Linked DNA regions of Homo sapiens: all the other regions are linked to region 1. The links are chromatin contacts, found by Hi-C or POLR2A ChIA-PET in ENCODE. All regions are on one chromosome and are shown on one strand. The core of a region is the stretch at or near the end of the contact, and the rest is flanking DNA. Distances in the headings are between cores, read along the strand shown.

The links. Hi-C counts contacts between places; a loop is a spot of excess contacts on that map. ChIA-PET counts read pairs that join two places held with the same protein, here RNA polymerase II (POLR2A). Pooled maps may share reads with other maps.
Region 2: a map with no recorded cell type shows a loop between it and region 1 (18-fold over the local background). The contact joins the promoter of PXMP4 here to the promoter of PIGU in region 1. A Hi-C loop is called at or near these places in 2 of 37 single-sample maps with no recorded cell type and 7 of 50 pooled maps. POLR2A ChIA-PET finds 5 or more read pairs at or near these places in 3 of 52 experiments (HEK293, activated naive CD4-positive, alpha-beta T cell and naive thymus-derived CD8-positive, alpha-beta T cell).
Region 3: a loop to region 1 is called in a map of B cell, with 30 times the contacts of the local background. The contact joins the promoter of CHMP4B here to the promoter of PIGU in region 1. A Hi-C loop is called at or near these places in 4 of 168 maps with a recorded cell type or tissue (B cell, CD4-positive, alpha-beta memory T cell, CD8-positive, alpha-beta T cell and 1 more) and 11 of 50 pooled maps.

What each region holds. Positions count from the first base shown.
Region 1 is chr20:34,674,303-34,678,875 of GRCh38, reverse strand. PIGU (phosphatidylinositol glycan anchor biosynthesis class U) reads left to right here and starts at 1,784. Exons shown (of 12, transcript NM_080476.5): 1 at 1,784-1,920. The coding sequence starts at 1,791. RefSeq lists enhancers at 544-1,429, 1,430-2,316 and silencers at 1,715-1,824, 2,065-2,164.
Region 2 is chr20:33,717,768-33,722,340 of GRCh38, reverse strand. It overlaps PXMP4 (peroxisomal membrane protein 4), which reads left to right and starts at 2,031. Exons shown (of 4, transcript NM_007238.5): 1 at 2,031-2,246. The coding sequence starts at 2,134. RefSeq lists an enhancer at 2,435-2,484.
Region 3 is chr20:33,809,543-33,814,115 of GRCh38, reverse strand. It overlaps CHMP4B (charged multivesicular body protein 4B), which reads right to left and starts at 2,768. Exons shown (of 5, transcript NM_176812.5): 1 at 2,458-2,768. The coding sequence starts at 2,647. It overlaps ZNF341-AS1 (ZNF341 antisense RNA 1), which reads left to right and starts at 3,017. Exons shown (of 4, transcript NR_110623.1): 1 at 3,017-3,076. RefSeq lists enhancers at 1,475-1,544, 1,373-2,213, 2,980-3,059, 2,799-3,093 and a silencer at 2,640-2,919.

The sequences.
Region 1 (4,573 bases), core at 535-3,034:
CACTTACTATACATTAATTAATGAAGTGTGCTGCTTAATGCTTATCAATGGGCTCTCCAAACCCCAAACCCCTGATTTGTAGTGTTTGCTGATTCCTGTGGTGTAAACACTCGCATTGGGAGGGATTTTCAATCTATCAACCTGAGGAAACTGAACACCACCATTTGGGAAGAGAAAGAGATAGTATTTGCTGTACTGATACAGCGGTGGTAAATAATCTCAAAAGCACATATAAAAAAAAGTGTAGTAAAATAATTAGAAAGTGACGTGTTGAATATGTATTCCGTTGTTTTCAATATAAGTTATTTAACTGTAGGTTTATATGTCTTAATTTTCAAAAATGCCTGTGTTTAAAAGCGACTGGCAAAATTTCTAAGCCTTCCGGCCAGGCACGATGACACAAGCCTGTAATCCCAGCACTTTGGGAGGCCGAGGCAGGCAGGTGGATCGCCTGAAGTCTGGAGTTCGAGACCAGCCTGACCAACATAGAGAAACCCTGTCTCTACTAAAATTACAAAAAATTAGCCGGGCGTGATGGCGCATGCATGTAATCCCAGCTACTCGGGAGGCTGAGGCAGGAGAATCGCTTGAACCTGGGAGTCGGAGGTTGCAGTGAGCTGAGATCGCGCCATTGCACTCCAACCCGGGCAATAAGAGCGAAACTCCGTTTCCAAAACAAAAAAAAAATTTCTAAGCCTTCCTCAACTGTCCCTAGTTAGCCTATAATCAGCACATTTTTCAGCACACAAGGGTTAAGCGACTTGTTGAACTAGCTAATAAATCAGTCTACTACTCCAAAACGCATCTGTAGAACCTAACATAGTGCCTGGAAAATAGTTGGCGTTTAACAAACAACTGCCAGAATAAATTTTTTAAAAAATACACATTTAACACTCTTTAAAAACATAAAAGGTACCAGCCTGGGCAACATGGCGAAACCCCGTCTCTACTAAAAGTACAAAAACTTAGCCGGGTGTGGTGGCGCGCACCTGTGGTCCCAGCTACTCTGGAGCCCGGGAGGTCCAGGCTGCAGTGAGCTGAGATTGCGCCACTGCACTCCAGCCTGGGCGACGGCACTGAGACCCTGTCTCAAAAACAAAAAACATAAACATTTTGGGCAGGGTGCGGTGGCTCACGCCTGTAATCCCAGCATTTTGGGAAGCCGAGGCGGGCGGATCACCTGAGGTCAGGAGTTCGAGACCAACCTGGCCAACATGGTGAAACCCCATCTCTACTAAAAATACAAAAAAAAAAAAAAAAAAAAAATAGCCGCGCGTGGTGGTGGGCGCCTGTCATCCCAGCTACCCAGGAGGCGGAAGTTGCAGTGAGCCAAGATCGCGCCACTGCACTCCAGCCGGACGACAGAGCGAGACTCCGTCTCAAAAAAAATAAAAATAAAAATAAAAATAAACATTTTGGCATTGAAAACATACACGCAAGAGTGAATTTAACATCTGTTTAAAAGTCTCTCACAATCCCAGGAAGGCGACTACTTCCGCTTCTACTTTCAGCAGCGTTTCAGCCCCGCTATAGCGGCGCGGCTTCACAAAACACCTGCGATCGTAGAAGGTTTCGCCCCACCTTCTGCATACGCAGCTTGAGGCGCCCGCTTTCCGTCGCTCCGGCCCGCCTCGCCGCAAGGCTTTCTGGGAGCCGTAGTCCCCACGTCTGGCCTCTCCGGCGCCAGCGGCAGCGCGCGCCCACCCGCGGAACTACAGAGCGTGGCGCACAGCGCGCGAGGCTCCTCCGCCTCGCCTTCCCTCCCCGCCCGCGCGCCCGCCCCAGTTATCATGGCGGCTCCCTTGGTCCTGGTGCTGGTGGTGGCTGTGACAGTGCGGGCGGCCTTGTTCCGCTCCAGTCTGGCCGAGTTCATTTCCGAGCGGGTGGAGGTGGTGTCCCCACTGAGCTCTTGGAAGAGAGGTGAGGCCACTGGCTCGAGCAGACTGTCAGGCCCCACCTGCCCTCCCGCGGCCTCTGTGAATGGGAGGCGGGGGCAGTGACCGCCAGCGCGCGGTTCCTAGAGAACTAACTGACTGTCTCGTGGGGTTCTTGGAGAGGGCGGGGCCTGAGGGCGGGGCTGGTGAGGGGAGGGGGCGTGGGGACCGGGGCGTGGGGACAGTGTCGTGAGGTTTGGGCCCTGGGGGCCGGACCACCTAGTGGTGGGGATCTGAGGGGGCGTGTCCCATTCAGTGTCCTGAGCCGAGGAGTGTGGTCTGTGGGAAGGGTTGGAATAAGAGGAGGAGGTGCTTGTGGAGCGCGGCTTGCAGAGGAGTTTGGGATTTGGGGCGGGATCGCCAGGGGTGCTCCCTGGGATAAAAGGTTATGTGTGAGGGGGTCCGGGATGAGGGGACCAATTTTGCTTAAGCGAGGAGAGTGTGCGTGTGCTTTAGACGTCTCTTCTCAGTCTGGGACTTGCAGGGCAATTTTTGTTACTGTTCCTTACTAAGTTCTTCACCGAACATTGTTTTATACTAACGCCTACAGCGAGAAAGCGAAGTTGGCCTGAAGTAGCTGCACAGGCTAGTGAGGGAGACAAATCGTTATAATAATTCATGAAAAGTATACTTTATGTGTCCACCCAGTTCCTTCCTTAGTATTCTGACCCTGAATAAACTATCCCCTACCTTTCCAGTTTTCCAGAATGTGGGATTTGAGCTGACTCTTGAAGGATGTAGGGTTTTGAAAGGGAGATTAGAGAAAAGGAGAGTTCCAGGTAGCAGAAAGTAAATAGGATGAAGAAACGTTCAAGGATGTGAAATGTCCAAAGCAGGGGAGTAATGGGGTGGAAGCTAGGTTTAGGCCAGAGTTTGATGATTAAAAAAAAACAAACAACTTTTTTTTTTTTTTTTTTACTGAAGTACAGTATACATACAATGCATATTAAGTAAGTGTAGAGTTCAATGAATTTTTAAAAACTGTATTCACTCATGTAGCCAGCACCTAGTTCAAGAAACAGTATCAGCACCCCAGAAGTCCCCTTTGTGTCCTTTAAATGCTAAAGTTTTTTTGTTTTTGTTTTTGTTTTTTGTTTAGAGACAGGGTCTTTCTATGTTGCCCAGGCTGGTCTGGAACTCCTGGACTCAAGCAGTCTCACTTGGCCTCCCAAAGTGCTGGGATTTCAGGCGTGAGCCATGGCACCTGGCCAAGGCTAACGTTTTGATGTTATCCCATAGAATGTTGGTATGGGGAACGGCATAATGAATGGGTGTTTTATGAATAGAGTTAAGGTTTCTAAAAATGGTAACATATACCTTTTCTCATTTAGTCCTCACATTTATTTCTATGTGATAGATGGTGTTATTTTCCCCCTTTTACAGATGAGGGAACTGAAATTTAGAGAAGTTAATTTGCCCAGGTTTCCTAGTTGGGGAATGGTAATAAAGATAGTAATAATTCATGTCTGAGATTGTAAGAGCTTGGATTTGTTACCTCTGCGTATTATTTTTCTGTTGAAATGAATCGAAGCCATTTGGTTCCTGTTTTCTTCTGGATAACTGAAAACCTGAGGCAGTATTAGGCCCTTCTTCCTCTACACCCTACTAAGAGCATTTCTTATCTCATAATTACCTGTTTATATCCGGTTTTTCCACATTTTCTCTCTCTCTCTTTTTTTTTTTTTTTTTTTTTGAGATGGAGTTTCACTCTCATTGCCCTAGCTGGAGTGCAATGGTGCGATCTCGGCTCACCATAACCTCCGCCCCCTGGGTTCAAGCAATTCTTCTGCCTCAGCCTCCTGGGCAGCTGGGATTACAGGCATGCACCACCATGCCTGGCTAATTTTGTATTTTTAGTAGAGACAGGGGTTCTCCATGTTGGTCAGGCTGGTCTTGAACTCCCGACCTCAGGTGATCTGCCTTCCTCGGCCTCCCAAAGTGCTGGGATTACAGGTGTGAGCCGCCATGCCTGGCCTCTTTTTTTTTTTTTTTTTCTTCAAGAGACAGGGTCTCACTCTGACACTCAGGCTGGAGTGCAGTGATAATGGGTCACTGCAGCCTTGACCTCTCGGGCTCAGGACATCCTCCCTCCTCAGCCTCCCAAGTAGTTGGTAGCTGGGACTACAGGCATGTACCACCAACCCTACTTGTTATTATTATTATTTTTTTGTATTTTTTGTAGAGATGGGGTTTCACCATGTTGCTTAGGCTGGTCTCAAACTCCTGGGCTCAAGTGATCCGCCCATCTGGGTCTCTCAAAGTGCTGGGATTACAGGCATAAGCTACCACACCTGGCCTTTTCCACTATATTATGAGCTCCTTGAAGGATTCTGTTTTATTCATTCCTGAATTCTTTTATGTCTGGCATACAGTAGGTGTGTAGTTACTGTTGAATAAATGTGGAAGAGAAGAAAGCATAGGATCTGGTTACTTACAGGAGGTTACTTACAGGATGGACAGGTGAAGGATCCAAAGATGAGACAGTGTTGTTTGGTAATTAAGAGTGCAGGGTCTGGAATCTCAGAAAAGGTTTGACTCTTTCTCTAGTTCTGCAACTTATAAGCTGTATGAATTCTTTTTTTTTTTGAGACAGAATTTTGCTCTTGTTGCCCAGGCTGGAGTGCAATGGCGCGATCTCG
Region 2 (4,573 bases), core at 782-3,281, 960 kb after region 1:
TTTAATTTTTTAGAGACGGGGTTTCACCATGTTGGTCAGGGGTGGTCTCGAACTCCTGGCTTCAAGTGATCCGCCCGCCTCGGCTTCCCAAAGTGCTGGGATTACAGGCATGAGCCACTGTGCCCAGCCAAGGAACTTCAGTGTTTTTAAGAGGATATTTTAATATATTATCTAACATAGTCATTATCTTCAGAGGAAGGATGAACTGAATAAAGTAGCCTACCATCACAAAAGAAAAATCCCGGACAACCCAGTTTCAGTGACAAAATAGGCCCAGCACAACTCCCTCCTTCATTGACCTCTGAAATTGTCCCCTGACACTGAGCAAATAACATCACTGGTAAATACCATATGGCCCAAGTACCAGGGGACACCCTCACAAGTCACAGCCACCACTCAGTGTGTAGCTGTTATTCAGTGACAACTCCACATAGTGACATCATATGTTAATGTCACCCATCAATGCTCTCAGAGATGACAACCCAAAACTATGTGTTGCTTAAACAAGCAAGTGTTGAGTACCCACCATGTGCCTAGTGTTGGGGTTACAGCAGAAAACAAGACAAATAAGATTTCTTCCTTCATAGAATTTACAGTTTGATAAGGGCAATGGACAATGAACACATAGTAAACAAGTCTAAAGTGTCAAAAGTTCTATAAAAAAAAAAAACACATAAGAACCAGGGTGGCCGGGCACGATGGCTCACATTTGTAATTCCAGCACTTTGGGAGGCCGAGGCGGGCGGATCACAAGGTCGGGAGTTTGGACTAGCCTGGCCAATATGGTGAAACCCCGTCTTTACTAAAAATACAAAAATTAGCCGGGCGTGGTGGCATGCACCTGTAGTCCTAGCTCCTCAGGAGGCTGAGGCAGAAGAATCCCTTGAACCTGGGAGGCAGAAGTTGAAGTGAGCTGAGATCACACTACTGCGCTCCAGCCTGGGTGATAGATCCGAGACTCAGTCTAAAAAAAAAAAAAAAAAAAAAAGAGCCAGGGTAATGAGTCAGAGTGGACAGTGCTACTTCAAATTGGATGTCTCAGAAAGTCTCTCTGATGAAGTGGCATTTGAGCTGAAACCTGAAGGATGAGAAGAAGCCCATCATGGGAAGAGCCCAGGATGGCGAATATCAAGCAGGGAACCAGCAAGTGCAAAGGCCCTGAGGTAGAAGGGTTCTTGGCCCAAGGAACAGAAAGGAGGCTGTTTGGCTGGGAAGCAGTGAGGTGGCAAGTGCTGGAACGTGGGGTCAGAGGGAGAGGCACGGACCAGATCACAGGAGGTCTTCTCTCTTGGGCCTTGGGGAGGAGTTTGGATTCTAAGAATAAGTGGACGCCGGCTGGGTTCACGCCTGTAATCCCAGCACTTTGGAAGGCCGAGGCAGGTGGATCACCTGAGGTCAGGAGAGCAGCCTGGCCAACATGGTGAAACCCCGTCTCTACTAAAAATACAAAAAAATTTGCCAGGCATGGTGGTGGGTGCCTGTAGTCCCAGCTACTCAGGAGGCTGAGGCAGGAGAACTGCTTGAACCCTGGGGGGTGGAGGTTGCAGTGAGCCGAGATCGCGCCACTGCACTCCAGCCTGGGTGACAGAGCGAGGCTGCATCTCAAAACATACATACGTACATGGAAGCCATTGAGGGGCCATGTGACTGACACTCTGGGAAGATCGCTATGGTAAAGGATATCCCAGTCAGAACTATCTCGCATAAAGATGGGGCCCTGCTCCTCCCTGTATCATCACCTGTCGCCCATCCCATCTCTAAGCAGGGCCACTCCTCATTCAGGAGCCCTCCTTCCAAGTACACGCCTCCTTCCAAACCCACTCGTGAACCCAACATGGCCCAAGGGAAAGTGCCTTCTGATTGGACAAATCGTGTGTGACCTTGGGCGGAGCCCACTGTGATTGGCTACAAGCTTTCCTTTCTCTTCCAGTCAGACAACTATTTCGATGAGTGCTATTGTCCCATGAGACAAGTACGCTCTCTGATTGGTCTTCCATGCATGAGTGACGCAGAAACAGCCTATAGACGCCACGAGTCGGCGGCGCTACCGAGGGGCTGTGGGCGCGCAGCTGGAACCTCCGGCTGTCAGTGCGCTTACAGTTCCTAACCCCGACCCTGCGCGCAGCCCGCACTATGGCAGCCCCGCCGCAGCTAAGGGCTCTGCTCGTAGTCGTCAACGCACTGCTGCGCAAGCGCCGCTACCACGCTGCGTTGGCCGTGCTTAAGGGCTTCCGGAACGGGGCTGTGTGAGTGGGGCCGTCGGGCCGGGCTGGGGCTGAGGGATGTCCTGCCTGGGGTCAGAGGCGCGAGTTCGAAGTCCGATGCCGCGGTGCTGTTTGCCCTGGAGCAGTCCTCGTGTGTCTCTAAGTCTCGGAGGTCACCATCTGTGCAATGGGAGCTGGATTTTGGCTTGCGCGCCTTCCCAGCTCTGAACTGGGGCTCCCACTGCACATTTTCTGGGTCTTCCAACCTTTGCAGCCTGGCCCTCTTGCTTTGACTCCTCCCATGCCAGCTTCTGTATCCCCTCATTTGGGTTCAGTTCACCTCACCTCTCTGTGTGCCTTTGGGCCTCAACGGCCCCATCTGCACAATGGGGAACTGGACTCTGGCCTCTAGCTGGCAGGCGGATGCCTCCTGTCTATTCTGTCCCCATGAAGCTTGCCCATGGGCTTGCATCCTGCTTCTCACTTCTCACCTGTAGGACTCCAGCGCTAAGTCCCGTTCGGCTCAGGGGGCTCCTGGGACGTGACAATGAATGTAAAAGAAGCTGCAACTATCCTGGCATCTTACCTGCAAGAGAGGTCTTGGGGTCATTGCCCTGGCTGGTGCCTAGAGGGGAGCTCAGTCTCCTTTAAACCTAGTGCATAACAGCCACCATTTATTGAGGGCCTACAGTGCCAGAACCGGGGACAAAGCAGAGAACAAACCAGAGAAAGTGGTTTGTGTCCCCCAGAATTGGCATCCTAGTGGCAACGTGGGATGGTGGGAAGGATGTGGATGCCTTGGCTTGAACCCTGGCCCCACCTACCCGTGTGATCTGGAGGAAGTCATTTAGCCTCTCTAAGCCTCAATATCTGTAAAATGGGCATGGTACTAGTACTTATACTATCAGGATTGAGTCAATATGTGTGAAATGCTTAGCACAGGCTGGCCACGGTGGCTCACACCTGTAATCCTAGCACTTTGGGAGGCCGAGGCAGGCGGATTATCTGAGGTCAGGAGTTCGAGACTAGCCTGGCCAACATGGCAAAACCCCGTTTCTACCAAAAATACAAAAATTAGCCGGGTGTAGTGTCACATGCCTGTAGTCCCGGCTACATGGGAGGCTGAGGCAGGAGAACCGCTTGAACCCAGGAGGTGGAGGTTGCAGTGAGCTGAGATTGTGCCACTGCACTCCAGCCTGGGTGACAGAGTGAAACTCCATCTCAAAAGGAAAAAAAAGAAAGTTTCATGAGGCCATAACTTTATCTATTTTGTTCCTTGGTGTATTACTAGCACCTGGTATTTAGTAGTTTCTGAAATATTTATTGAATGAATGAATAAGTGTGCAAGATCAGAATTGCCATTGTCCCCATTTTCCAGATGAAAAGGCTGTAGCTCAGAGGTAGACCCATTGCTCGTGGCCACAGCACTTGGTCACGGTTGGAGCCGGGATTCAAACCCAAGGATGCCTGGCACCAGTGCCAGGCTCTTGGCTCCCATGGACACTCAAGAGTCAGGTAGAACTGGTTCCCACTGGGTCTGGCCAAGGGCATATCCTTGATGTGCCCTGAGATAACATCAGTAACCCTTTTGCCAAGTTTTTTTTTTTTTTTTTTTTTTTTTTTTTTGAGATGGAGTGTCGCTCTGTTGCCCAGGCTGGAGTGCAGTGGCGCAATCTCGGCTCACTGCAAGCTCCGTCTCCCAGGTTCACACCATTCTCCTGCCTCAGCCTCCTGAGTAGCTGGGACTACAGGCACCCACCACCACGCCCGGCTAATTTTTTTGTATTTTTAGTAGAGACAGGGTTTCACCGTGTTAGCCAGGATGGGCTCGATCTCCTGACCTCGTGATCGGCCTGTCTCGGCCTCCCATTGTGCTGGGATTACAGGCGTGAGCCACCACACCCAGCCTTGGACACAGGTTTGATTCCAGTCTTTTGTTTTTTCAAACAAGCCTGCAGTGAACATTCATGTATATTTGGGGAGACAATAGTATGTGGCTCATGACCATTGTCTCAAGGAGGCTGTCAGGATTTTTAGACCTTGTAGCCTGGTAAGACCAGGGTTGGGTACCTGGAGAACTTAGGGATAGGGGTAGGGGTGGAGGTGTCCAATAAAGAAGAGTAAGAAAAGAAGAGACACTAATATTGATTGACCTAGGAACTTTTATATGTGCGTAACTGCCAAAAGCCATTCTGTAAAATGGAGAATACCTTTTGTTGATGGGAAAAGGGAGGTTCAGAGAGGTTAACTAATTTATCCAAGCTCACATAGCAAAACATGGCAGGGCTTTGGCCCAAATACCACTGTCTTTCTACTATTCATCTGAGTATAGTTAAAACAATGAAAGTAAACATGGTCTTGTTCACGTC
Region 3 (4,573 bases), core at 1,519-4,018, 870 kb after region 1:
CAACTGAGATTGGTCCTCCACAGTTGGCTGGCGAGCTCTCCTGCAGCCCCTTGAAAGTCAATTCGATCGCCAAAACTGCAGAAACGGCTGGGTGCGATGGCTCATGCCCATAATCCCAGCACTTTGGGAGGCCGAGGCAGGCAGATCATGAGGTCAGGTGTTCAAGACCAGCCTGACCAACATGGTGAAACCCCATCTCTACTAAAAATACAAAAATTAGCCAGGCATGGTGGCGTGCACCTGTAATCCCAGCTACTCAGGAGGCTGACGCAGGAGAATCATTTGAACCCAGAAGGCAGAGGTTGCAGTGAGCTGAGATCGCACCACTGCACTCCAGCCTGGGCAACAGAGCGAGACTCCGTTTCAAAAACAAACAAACAAACAAACAAACAAAAAAACAAACTCCAGAAACTAAGCTAGCTCCAGACCAAAAGATCAGAGGAAAATGGTAAACTGACACCCTCCTCCTGCATTCCAAAATGCAGAAAGCTAAAAACACTGATTCTGATGACCATAAACAGAGGATCTGGACTGAGGGAGAGTCATCAGAGGAAAAAGCTAGAGACAGCAAAATATAACCCTGTTCCCATCTCCACAACTAAGCTGGAGTCCAAGCCACAAATGGACCACTGCAGCTGCCTCCTCACTGTTCTCCCTGCTCCCACCCGCATCCCCCACCCACTCTCCAAAGAGCAGCCAGATGATGTTTTAAAAACTCTGTCAATAAGGACACGTTCCAACAAAATACTCTCCAAAAACTTTCCATCCACTTGGAATAAAATTCAAACTCTTCACCAACAGGTTCAAAGTCCAAGCCCCGCCCCCTTTATTCCATACCACTCTCCCTCCAAGCACTACATTCTGGACACAAGGGTCTCTCTCTTCGGTTTCTTACAACCTGCTAACCTCCGAGCCTTTTCCCATGCTGCTTTCCACGCCCAGAAGGCTCCTCCCCCTTTTTTTTTTTTTTTTACAGAGCTGGTTCCTTCTCCAGACTCAGTTCAAACTTTACCTTTTCAAAGACGCCTTCCCTGACCATTCTATCCAAAGTGGCATCCCTCCCACTCCACCACTCCCTATCAGACCATCTTTTTGTGTGTTTAGTACTTATCACCCCCGGACAATATTTTCTTCATTTATTTTCCTGTTTCTGTCTTCTCTCCCATTAGGGTTGAGGCCGTGTTTTGTTCACCCCTATGAATACAGCGCATGCAGCAGGCACTAAAAAGAATTTCCAGAATATCTGTTGACTATCAGCAGAGAAGCATCCTCCAGATAGGCTATTTTGTTCTCCTATTAGAATGGAGAAAACATCGATTTAGCCCCTACTATGTGCTGAGCACTGTAAATCCATGATTTTCCTTTCAGAAAGGTAAATGAGCTCAAGGTCGCACTGCTAGTCACTAGCAGACTTCTGAGTGAATTACCTCAATCCTAAACCCCTCTCAAGGGGAAGGGATGTCGTTCTGTGATTCACTCTCACATGGCCATAACAAGAAAAAGCAAACATTTCTAAACTGCTTTACAGTTTTAAAGCATTTTCACATTCATCTCACTTAAGAAAAACACAAAGCACTTGGAATGCCCAGAAAGCCATACGACAACAGGAAGTAAAGTAAGCAGTGCCTCAAGATTCAATACTGGGGCCCTGAATCCTAGTAGTGGGGACTGGGGAGCAGTCGGGAGTCTCTATTTCTGGTTCAGACGGATGGGGAAGCGGTGAGTCATGGGGTGAAGGCTTGCGCCACGGGAAACTTTGGTAAGGTCAAGCTACGAGGCAACAAAAAGTGAATCACAACGCTGGAAAACACCTTAGGCCTCAACAGAGGCCGAACTCTGGCTGACGGATGGGGAAACTGAGGCCTCAAAGGGAAAGCAACTTGCTCAAGTTCACTCAGCAAGTGAATAGAGCAGGAATCGGGGGTCTCATCTCCCCCAGTCCCCTTTTCTCTCCAGCAAGGAGGCTTTTCAACGAGAATTCTGAGACAAGAGGACAGGGGAGAGGCCAAGGGGCAGCTCACAGATTCCACCGAGGAGTCGGGAGAGGGCACAGGTAGGACCAGGAAGCACAGAAATGCTAGGATGGGGGCAGAAATGAGCCGAGGAGGAGGCAGGGGCAGTAGCTAGGCAGGTGGGTGAGGCGAGAAGGAAAAGGCGGAAGAGAAAGGGACAGAGTGAGGGCGGAGGAAAGTGCTGTGAGATTGGGGTCTGAAGGGACCTGGCGGGGTGGAGAGAGGCTGAGGGGAGAGGGCAGAATAAGTCTGACGATGGAAAAGTCCAGGGATCGGGGAGACATTGAAGGGAGTCGGGGAGGGGGTCCCAGACCCGGCAAGAAGTCTGACCCGGAGAGTTCCAGGGTCAGACCAGACCCCGAGGCGAGTCTGATGAAGGTGAAGTCCGGGCCCGGGGAGCCTGGGGGGAGCCCGTGGCAAGTCTGAAGGGGCCGGGCAGCCTCACCGCGCTTGTTTTTGGTGCCGTGCTTCTTGGCGGCCGTCAGCTCCTGCTCGATTTTCTTCTCCAGGAACTCCTGTTTCTTGCTTAACATCTCTTCCGTGTCCCGCAGCCGCTGGATGGCCTCCTGGGGGGTCGGGCCGCCCTTGCCGGCCTTACCCCCTCCAGCCCCGAACAGCTTCCCGAACACCGACATGGTTGCTGCTCGCCGCGCCGGCCTTCGCCGCCCGCTCCGGCTCGGCTCGGCTCGGCTCGGCTCGGGTCGGCTCCGGCGCCCGCTCCCAGTCCCGCCGCTCCCTGCCGCCGCAGGCCTCTCCTCCGCCTCCGCCTCCGCCCCGCAGCTGGGCCCGGCCGCGCCACCTCCCACAGGCCCCCACGCCCGGCCCGGCAGGCGTCAGGGCAACGCGCCACTGACTACAACTCCCAGTGGGCAACGCGCCGGCCGCGCCTCAAATCTAATAGGGGGAAGCGTGCTGCATGCCGGGAAGCTATAGTCTTCCGGCTTCAGGCGCTCCCCGGCGCGTCTTTTGCTGTAGCTGGGGTCAAAGGGCGTGTGGCATTCTGGGAAATGTAGTCTCCTTGGCCTGCGCTCTGTAGGAGTGGCAGAACAGTAAGAGAAATGACAGTAAGTGTGCAACACTGCTCAAAAATTTATTGCTAGTATGGGATACTGCCATGCTTGAACTTCACATGTATATTCATGTGAAGTTGTCTTAAAAGCGTGAAGGCAACAGTTGTTTCCAATTTCAACCTGTCAATTCTGTGGTCACAGAAGCAAAGCAGTATCTTCTCCAGTTAAGTACGGTAGTGTCCCCCTTATCTGAGATTTTACTTTGAGTAGTTTCACTTGGCCAGCTAAGGTCTGACAGTATTAAATAGAAAATTCCAGAAATAAACAGTTCATAAGTTTTTAATTTCCATTGGCCTAATGAAATCTCGTGCTATCCTGTTCCATCCTACCTGCAATGTGAATCATCCCTTTGTCCAACATACCTCTACCATCTGTTAGTTACTTACCAGCTTAGGAGTTATCAGATGGACTGCCACGGTGTTGCAGTGCTTTGGTTCGAGTAACCCTCATTTTACTATATAATGGCCCCAAAGTGCAAGAGTAGTAATGCTGGCAGTTTGGATATGCCAAAATGAAGCTGTAAAGTGCTTCCTTTAAATGTAAATGTGGAAGTTCTGAGCTTAAGAAAAAAAATCGTATGCTGAGCTTACTGAGGTCTGCAGTAAGAACGAATCTTCTAGCCCTAGAATTGTGAAAGAGGAAAAAGAAATTCATGCTGGTTTTGCTGTCGTACCTCAAACTGCAAAAGTTACAGCCACAGTGTGTGATAAGTGCTTAGTTAAGATAGAAAAGGCATTAAGTTGTATCCTTACTTACAGGGGAAAAAAAGAAAATAAATTTTTTTACAAAAGAAAAGAAAAAGCATTAAGCTTATACGTGGAAGACACGAACAAAAAATGTGTTCCAACTGACAGCAACCTGTTACCCCCCAGAAAGCATTGAGCCTGTATAAAGGCTTCAGCAAGGAATCTCCTAAAACCAGTGGCACCAAGCCACTTACTGAAAGTAATGGATGGTTGCACTGACTTAGGAATAGGTTTAGACTGCAAAATATAAAAATTACTGGATGGGCTGGGCACAGTGGCTCACACCTGTAATCTCAGCACTCTGGCAGGCCTAGGCGGATGGATCACCTGAGGTCAGGAGTTTGAGACCAGCCTGGCCAACGTGGTGAAACCCCATCTCTACTAAAAATAAAAAATAAAAATAAAAAAATTAGCTGGGCGTGGTGGCGCACGCCTGTAATCCCAGCTACTTGGGAGGCTGAGGCAGGAGAATCACTTGAACCTGAGAGGCAGAGGTTGCAGTAAACTGAAATCGTGCTATTGCACTCCAGCCTGGGCGAAAAGAGCAAAATTCTGTCTCAAAAAGAAAAAAAAAATTACTGGAGCCGGGCGCGGTGGCTCACGCCTGTAATCCCAGCACTTTGGGAGGCCAAGGCGGGCGGATCACGAGGTCAGGAGATCGAGACCATCCTGGCTAACAAGGTGAAACCCCGTCTCTACTAAAAATACAAAAAATTAGCCTGGCATGGTGGCGGCGGGTGCCTGT